3 separate regions of the Homo sapiens genome follow, and all the other regions are linked to region 3. Evidence: chromatin contacts called from ENCODE Hi-C or POLR2A ChIA-PET data. All regions are on one chromosome and are shown on one strand. The core of a region is the stretch at or near the end of the contact, and the rest is flanking DNA. Distances in the headings are between cores, read along the strand shown. Region 1 overlaps LINC02532 (long intergenic non-protein coding RNA 2532). Region 2 has its middle 36 kb from the start of LINC02532. Region 3 holds the start of CD24 (CD24 molecule).

Region 1 (2,957 bases), core at 233-2,732, 230 kb after region 3:
CAGATCTGAGCTTTCTAATCTTAAATTGCCTGGGGGTGTGGATGTTATGTGTCTACTGACATGGACAGATTGTGTATGGTTGCCTTTATAAAATGAAGCCCATAGAAATGTTTCAGTAAATACAGTCCTCCAAGTGAACTAAATGTCAAAGGAAAATCTTTTCCTTGCCATCCTCCTTTTCTCTTTTAAACGGAAAGATCCTAAAGAAGCTGTATTAGTGCCCTCAAGAGAAACAGAAGCAATAGGATATATAGATCTATATATTGGATCCTATATCTAGGAATAGGATATATAGATGTATATATCCTATATATAGATCTGTCCTATTGATCTATAGATCTATATAGATATATATCTTATATCAATATATAGGATATATAGAGAGGTACACACATAGGCCTGATGTATATACATAGGTCTGATGTCTGAGGCCAGAAGATAGATGCCCCAGCTCAAGAAGGGAGCACATTCACCCTTACTCTGCCTTTTGACGCTACTTGGGTTCTCCATGGATTAGATGGTGCTCACCCACATTGGTGAGGGCAGGTGTTCTTTATGCAGCTACCCTCATGACACACCCAGAAATAATGTTTTACCAGCTGTCTGGGCAAGCCCTTGGCCCAGTCAAATTGACACATAAAGGTAGCCATCATAGAAACTCATTTCAATGTTGTTTTGTTTTATTACAGGAAGACTGAAGAAACCTAATCCTAGGTGCTGCCACTGGGACAAACAAGAAGCACCAGACACAGTGCTGTTTTAGGGTGGGGCAGAATTATGCTGAGGGAAAAGTTATTATCACTCTTTAAGGCCAAGGAAACCACAATTTTTAAAGAAGCTTCTAGAAATTCTACCCAGTAGAAAATAAAGATAAACTTCTGTAAGGAATTTCATTCTTTTCAGAATTCGCAATCTGAAATGTAGAAGCCCATTCCTTCATGGTTCTCATAGATATTTAGTGTGACTGAGGGGTCAGTGGACTCATAGCACTCAGGCCAGGCTTCTCCTGAGTCCCTTTCTTTGGCACAGAGGGAGTGATTCACAGATCCTCTACCCCCAAAGGCATTGTTTCCTCATCTCAACAAGAATCCAGCACCCGTCATTTTATCAGCACACGTCACTAGCTTCTCAAGTGAGACTACTCTGAAGTGATCTGTGTTTGAAGAATGCCTTTCCCTTTCCCTTACGTAACTAAGAGGATGAAAAAGGACACTCACTCCCTATATGAAAGCTGTGTATTGTAAGCAGTCATCTTGCCTGGCTGAGAACTCTAGGATCTTTTTCTCTGCTCTCCTTTAGGCTGACACTCATAGCCAGACCTTCTGTTTATTAGCCCCCTGAATCTATTTGAAAATATTTTTGCTTTCATTATAATATAAGTCACATTCTTCTTGCATCTGCCGCTGCATTTTCCAAAAGGGTTATGTCAAGGGAAATTCAACACTCACTTTTCTCATTATTTGCTTACCAGCTTGCTCACTCATCAAAATACCAGAGTTATTTGATACTTCAGAAGATTATTTCCCCCTTTAGATGATGTGTCAAGGGAAGGGGAGCTGGCCCCAGTATCAGGTGACAGAATTTTCTTCGCATTTCTACTGTTGACTCAATAAATGCCCTTGGGCAAGTCATGGAGCCTCTTCATACTTTGGTCTCTAGGGATAAAATCTGCCAACCGCAGCATGTGTATTTGAACCTCAGTGTCCTCTGGAATAAAAATAGGAGGGGACCAGGTGTCCATGTGACCCCAAGCTGATGGGAAGAGGATGACCATAGGACTTCAAAATGTCCTTGAGCTGTAAATTCTGTAATAGGGTCAGGCCCACCAGTGGCCTTCAGGCATTTGTCCAGTGGTGTATGGATAAGTTCTAGCACTTGAGTTTTTTCAGCACAAAGGAGGCACTATGTCAACCTCCCACCCATGGGTATTCTGTTTGCTCTGTGTCCCCGCTTCTCTGCATTTCCCTGCCATATTACTCACCACTGGTCGTAATTACTTGCTTGATCACTTGTCTCCTGGTCTGTAAGCTGTTTGAGGGAGGGGAGCACATCTGCCCTATGCAACACTGTACCCTCAGTGTGGTACACAGGAGCACATGCCTGACATATGGAAGTTATGTGAGAAACATTTGTGAAGTGGACAAATTAATAATGCTGCCTGGACTCTATAGAAATCCCTTTTCTGCATCATTAAGGTTCCCAAGCCTGGCCAAGAAGTAGTGGGATCTGATTAGCCTCATCTCCTCATAACCCTACTTCCTATAATATTATAATGAAAGCAGATCTCAGCCCAAATGCTGGCACACATACATATTTATCAGTAAGAAGATCCAAAATCGTTCATGCAGCTGGTTCTGTAAGCTTGGCAAATTTCCAGCCCTCTGAACTTTTCAGTGCTTTGTCCACACTCTACATGAAAGGGCCTCTTAAGAGTGACAGGGCAGTATTCTAAAGACCAGATTTTAATTGCACCAGGTAACTGAATTGTCTGAATTCACAGCTGAACACAGGACAAGGTCAGAATCATATTTCTTATGCCATTTAGAAAGGTGACAAGTGAAGGGCTGGCCAAAATCTTACACCCAGCTTACGTAAGAGTAGAGACTGTCCCTAATGCTTTCCCCAGTCCACTTGTCTCGAACACCATTAGGTTCAATAGTAAAAGCCCATTTCTCACTTGCTTCATGTTAATTGACTGATCACTAATTTTACCAATAAGAAGCCATTTTTATTATTTATCATTATGATTTTTATCATTTTGTTAATTAGCCAAGCTTCTGCTGTTGACTCCAGATAAAGAGAGTTAAAGCACTTGGGGTGACCACCTAAGTAGATTTTTTCATGGTGAACAAATGGAAGCAACAGAAACAGCTCAGACTTTTGAAAAGTGATGAAAAAGGCCCATGATGCCCTGCTCCTTGAAAATGAAGAAGAGGATGACTTAGCCCTGCAGGGCT
Region 2 (2,985 bases), core at 22-2,521, 150 kb after region 3:
CACTTGGCTGCTGGTGGATGAGTTGACTAGGCCGCCATTCTCTCCCCCACTCAGAAAGCAGTTCCCTGAGTGTAACCCAGCCTCCCTTCTCCAGGCTTGTGCTTTCTTGGCATGGAGCATTCAGAAGGTGAAGGAAATGGAACACTGATTACAATAGGTGGCTTTTTGCAGGGAGCAGAGGAACCATGTGGCCTCTACTAGGTTCATTGCTCCTCCAGGAGGCTGGGGGCCAAGGGCTAAGGACCTCATCAGAGCAGCCTCTTGGTCCCAGGACCCATTTTGGCTATTAAAAATTATTGCTGACCCCAGAGAGCTTCAGTTTATGTAGGTTCTATTGGTTGAGTTTTACCATATTAGAAATTGAAGCTGAGAAAATTTGAAAACACAAACACATTCCATCATTTGTCAGAGCACCGATGACATCAGAGCAGCATGGAGCCTCTGGAAAACTCCACTGGATACTAGTGAGAGACTAAGAGTTAAAAGAACAGGCCAGGTGTGGTGGCTCATGCCTGTAATCCCAGCACTTTGGGAGGCTGAGGCGGGCGGATCCTGAGGTCAGGAGTTCGAGACCAGTTTGACCAACATGGTGAAACCCCATCTCTACTAAAAATACAAAAATTAGCCAGGCATGGTGGCACGCACCTGTAATCCCAGCTACTGAGGAGGCTGAGGCAGGAGAATCACTTGAACCTGGGAGGCGGAGGTTGCAGTGAGCCGAGATCGCACCACTGCACTCTAGCCTGGGCGACAGAGCAAGACTCTGTCTCAAAAAAAAAAAAAAAAAAATTACAAATGACATCGTAGTATTCTTATGAAAGTAGTTTTGACCTTGCAATCTTCCTCCAGGGGTCCTTGGACCACACTTTCCGAAACTTTTAGAAACCCTGTTACAGATAATGAAATAGACAGTTGGCCACACTTTCAGAAACTTTTAGAAACCCTGTTACAGATAATGAAATAGACAGTTGATAGATTGTGACAAAACCAAGCACACAGACCTGGGCTCTTGACACCAAACCTGGGCCCTTTCTTTTAAAGCAGTCTGTGTCCCAGTGAAATGCTATCGCCTGGTGTCTCCTCTCCCCCTCCAGCCCCACCCCTCACTTCGCCAGCCTACCTACCTGGGCTGCCGTGCTTGTGTTTGACTGTAAATAGCCATTCAATCTTGGAATGTGTTTCACCCAGGCGCCTCATTTCCTGGCTTTGGAGGCAGGTATGTGATCACCTGGCTGAGCAGCGCTGACGGGATTTGTGGGAGCTGGCTTTAGAGCAGAGGCCACTTGGAAACGGGACTTTGGGCCTGAGACTCTTGAGAGGTTCTGCTTGGCAGCCTGGACAAGAAGTAGAGTTTAAGAAAAGCATCCTGCAGGGTTCACAGAAGGGCTCGGCCCCTGCCTATCACAAAGGCATGTAGTGGGTAGGGGCAGCGGGAGCCCAGCTAGGCTCCCTCAGCCTCTTGCTCTTACCTACCTTCAGCATCGCAGTTTCCACTGCAAGTTGGCAGCATTATAACTGGGGGAGAGGAAGCATCTCTAAAGTTCTGGACTACTGCTGAACTGACCCCCAGAACTACTCTTCCCCTACATAATGAGGGGGAAGTGCGTGGTGGCTCACACTTGGAAACCTAGCACTTTGGGAGACCAGGTGGGCAGATCTTTTGAGCCCAGGAGTTCGGGACCAGCCTGGACAACAGAAGGAGGCTCCATCTCTACAAACAATTTTTAAAAATTAGCTGAGAGTGGCGATGCATGTCTGTGGTCCCAGCTACTCAGGAGGCTAAGACAGGAGGATCACCTGAGCCTGAGAGGTCAAGGCTGCAGTGAGCTGTGATGGTGCCACTGCACTCCAGCCTGGGCAACAGAGTGAGACCCAGTCTCAAAAAAAAAAAAAAAAGTCTGGACTAAACTAAGTTTGGAGAAATGAGGCCCTAGTGAGGTGGGCTAGAAAGAAGCCTACCTTTGAATTTTACTCTGGGTACTTTGCACACGTTGGCTGACTTAAACCTCACAACACTGTGAGGTGGCTACTATCTCCGTTTTACAGCTGGGGTAATCGGGGCTCAGAGAGGTTAGCTCATCTGCCCATGGTCACACAGCTGCTAAGTTATGGAGCCACACTGTACTCCATCCGACTCAATGCCCACGAGCCCTCACCTAGAAGGCTCCTCCTGACTTTTGACTCCTTACCCCAACCAGTTTTGGAAGGAATCCTCCAGAGTTACCTAATCTCTTTGGAGATCTGACAGGTTAAAAAAAAATGTGATGGGTCAGGAGATGGGATTCATGGCTTTCTTTGAATTCTTGGTGAAGTTTTATTTGTAGGTAATTTTATACAATTTTTTTTTTTTTGAGATGGCGTCTCACTCTGTCACCCAGGCTGGAGTGGAGTGGCGTGATCTCTGCTCACTGCAACCTCGGCCTCCCGGGTTCAAGCAATTCTCCTGCCTCAGTCTCCTGAGTAGCTGGAACTACAGGCGCATGCCGCCACGCCTGGCTAATTTTTTGTATTTTAGTAGAGATGAGGTTTCACCATGTTGCCCAGGCTGGTCACGAACTCCTGAGCTCAGGCAATCCGCTCACCTCAGCCTCCCAAACTGTTGGGATTATAGGCGTGAGCCACTGTGCCCAGGCAATTTTATACAAAATTAATCTGACCCAGACTCATCACTCCCACCAGCACCTCTGGAGAACTAAGGAATTTAGTTCCTTACTAGATGTGGATACATTCAGGTCAGGGGCATGACTAAAAATGTTAAATTGACTGATCCTCAGGGTCTCTGGGACCATGTCTTGGCTCCAACTTGCTGTGTGACCTCAGCAAATCACTGATTCTGTGAATTTCAGTCAGTTCATCTGTAAAAAGGTTTGGACTGAGTTTATCTTCTTTTTTTTTTCCTTTTTGTGGAGAACGGAGTCTCGCTATATTGCCCAGGCAGGTCTCAAACTCCTGGGCTCAAGCTACCCTCCTGCCTCTGCCTCCCTG
Region 3 (2,700 bases), core at 155-2,654:
TTTGCTTTAAAGACTGAAAAACACTTGGGCTAAACCTTCAATAAAAAGATTAAGTCTTGCAATTAAAATTTAAACTCAAAATACTCCACCAGTAAAATTACTTCAACTTTTGTTGTATGCTTGAAAGTTTTCACAATAAGATGGATAGGAAAAAAGTATTCCACCAAAATCTAAAGAGTGATGACGAATCTCCTCTTTGTGCCGGTTCATTAAATTGCCTAATGGCAACTACGGATAAGTAAATGCCTTTATCTCGAACGGTTCTGCTCTTTAAACGAATGACGGGCAACAGAGACCGAAAAAGTGTATCCCCAGGAATTCGAGAGGGACGGTGAATTGTAGTGGGACCGCCAGGAGGGGAGGTTCCTGCCCCCGAGTAGAACCTGGGAGCAGAGCCGCTCGGGGAGGGCGGTGGGGGCTTCAGGGCCGCGGAGGGGGTCCCCTCAGGGTGGGCCGTCTCCTCCTCGCCCGCCGCAGGCAGGAGCGCGGGGGACCGAAACCCTGTAGTTTGCAGCGTCAGGCAGCGGGTCTGCGCCCAGCGAGCGGCTCCCCAGCTCCTGGGAAGATGCGGACCCGGGACGCCCCCGTGAGCTCACTGCGCCTGGCTGACACGAGGCGCTCACAGAACAAAGCAAGGGCTTCGGGGAGGGCGCGGCCGCGGGGCCGAGCGCGCAGATCGCTCCGGACCCGGACACCGCCTGCGAGGAGCGCCGACCAGCCGGGAAGGGTTCGCGCTAGGCGGCGCCCGGGTCCCGTCGGCCAGGGTGAGCGTCCGGCCCGCGTCCGCGCCACGCCCGCCGCGTTCCCCTTTCCTCTGCGGCGGGCCGAGAGATAACCCTGCCCGAGGGGTCCCGGCGCCCGCCCCCCACGCGGTCGCACTGGAATTCGCAGCCCCTCTCGGGTCCCCGGGGCGCATTTTGCAGTCTGAGTGGCAATGCACTTGCTCCAGGACAGGCGGCTACCCCGCCGCAGCGGAGGCGCGGACTTTTCTTTTGGGGGGTAAGATGGCAGGTCCCGGGAAACAAAGGAAACTTGGGCCCGGCCCCCAGCGCGGCGTGTGTGGCTCGCGTGTGTGCCCCGGGTCCTGTGCCGGAGGCGCTGGGCGCCTGTGCCAGCCTGCCCGCAGCCCGCAGCCGGCGCGGGGATACCAGCCGGGTACCAGCAGCCGGCGGCGCCCGCCCACCTGCAGCGGCGCCCGCCCGGGGGGCTCCCGGCCCGCGAGGGCCGGAGCGGCGGTGGCAGTGGCGGCGGCGGCGGGGGCGCTGGGGAACCCGGAGCGGGGCGGGGAAGGCGGGGAGGCGGCGGGCGGCGGCGGAGGGGAGCCGGGGTGGGCGGGCGGCGCCACGTCACGGCTATTGTGGCTTTCCTGGTATATAAGGTCTCGCCGGCTCGCCGCGCTCCCCACCTTGCCTGCGCCCGCCCGGAGCCAGCGGTTCTCCAAGCACCCAGCATCCTGCTAGACGCGCCGCGCACCGACGGAGGGGACATGGGCAGAGCAATGGTGGCCAGGCTCGGGCTGGGGCTGCTGCTGCTGGCACTGCTCCTACCCACGCAGGTGAGGCCCTGGCGCCCGGCGGGGCTCGAGGGCCGTTCCCGGGGTGGGGGCAGGGGAGATGGACCCGGTCCCGGGGGACCGTCCTGCGCTCCTGCCTCGGGCCACGGACAGGGACCGGGAGAGAATCTTGCTTAGCTGACCAGGGGAGAGGGCCATGTGGACCCCATTTTTCCATTCCCTTGCGTGCTGCCCCCCCTCCTCCCACGGCCCTGGGAACAATGCAGCTCCGCGTGCGGGCTGAGAGGACCCTGCCCCACCCCAGGTTCCACGCTGTCCCTTCCCAGGCAGCCAGGTGACTACTTCCCACTTTCACCCAGAGGCCCGAGGTGCCTGCAGGGATTAGCGCCTGGAGAGCTCGGGCTCCCTGGGGACGTTGTCCCTGGGTCCCTGAGGACTCGCTTTCCCCTAGGAATGTCTTCGCGCTCCCCGCGCTCTACACAAAGAGAGGCGACGGTCCCTTTCGGGGAGGGCGGCTCACGCCCATCCTCCACCCTCGGAGTTGGATTGGGTATCCCGGAGAAGCTACGGCTATCTGGCCCTTTTTAAACAAACCCCGGTTCCGGGCTGAAGCCGAGGCGGGGACCCTCTCCTGACGCTGCGCTCTCTGCGAGGCAACCTTTCACGTCCATCGCTTGTCATCTTAGGATCCCCATGTTATTTTAGCCCAGATTGGCTAGTTCTGGGGAGGCAGCATGGTGGGACGATTCTGTCCCGAGTCCCCGCCAGGCTTTGTTCGGGTCGCCGCTACCAGCGCGGTCTCCCTAGATCCTCCATCCGGGGAACCTCGCCCCGGGTGCGGGTACCCGGGGCCGCGCAGCGCTGCCTCGAGGGTGTATGGATGCACCGCGCCGGCGAGAGAGACCGGGGGCTGGGCCTGGGAGACCCTAGCGGGGGCGGGGGCGAAGAAGGTACGTTTGTTTGGGTCAGTTCGGGTTTGGAGGATGGGAGTGACGGCTCTCCAGCGCCTTCGATTGGGGTTAATCGAGGACTGTCACTGGGGCTTCTCCCCCAAAGTTGGGCGCGCTGCGTCCTCCGTCCCCAGACATCGAAAGTCCGGGCTCACCTGGGAGTGCAGCCTGAGTGTGGAACGCGCTTCCCCACCGCTGGCGGGGTAACCGTACCCTATTGTCTTCCTCCCAGTCCGC

The links. A loop is a pair of places that touch in the nucleus more often than their neighbours do. ChIA-PET counts read pairs that join two places held with the same protein, here RNA polymerase II (POLR2A). Pooled maps may share reads with other maps.
Region 1: a map of PC-9 shows a loop between it and region 3 (13-fold over the local background). The contact joins the enhancer-like site here to the promoter of CD24 in region 3. A Hi-C loop is called at or near these places in 6 of 168 maps with a recorded cell type or tissue (Calu3, K562, PC-3 and 3 more) and 6 of 50 pooled maps. POLR2A ChIA-PET finds 5 or more read pairs at or near these places in 6 of 52 experiments (A549, H1, HEK293T and 2 more).
Region 2: a loop to region 3 is called in a map of K562, with 3 times the contacts of the local background. The contact joins the enhancer-like site here to the promoter of CD24 in region 3. A Hi-C loop is called at or near these places in 2 of 168 maps with a recorded cell type or tissue (K562 and right lobe of liver). POLR2A ChIA-PET finds 5 or more read pairs at or near these places in 3 of 52 experiments (H1, PC-9 and WTC11).

Annotation. Positions count from the first base shown.
Region 1 is chr6:106,745,021-106,747,977 of GRCh38, reverse strand. All of the region lies in intron 1 of LINC02532 (long intergenic non-protein coding RNA 2532), which reads left to right. Among named protein-coding and RNA genes, the nearest start is that of MIR587, 38 kb to the left of the region's middle. Within about 2 kb of position 1,482, at least 5 of the 41 ENCODE cell types and tissues checked have a DNase peak (open chromatin) inside an H3K27ac peak, as active enhancers do; they include PC-3, PC-9 and mammary epithelial cell, where a contact is called at or near this core.
Region 2 is chr6:106,822,342-106,825,326 of GRCh38, reverse strand. No RefSeq gene overlaps it. Among named protein-coding and RNA genes, the nearest start is that of LINC02532, 36 kb to the right of the region's middle. Within about 2 kb of position 1,271, at least 4 of the 41 ENCODE cell types and tissues checked have a DNase peak (open chromatin) inside an H3K27ac peak, as active enhancers do.
Region 3 is chr6:106,973,433-106,976,132 of GRCh38, reverse strand. CD24 (CD24 molecule) reads left to right here and starts at 1,404. Exons shown (of 2, transcript NM_001359084.1): 1 at 1,404-1,555. The coding sequence starts at 1,487. RefSeq lists silencers at 643-862, 903-1,052.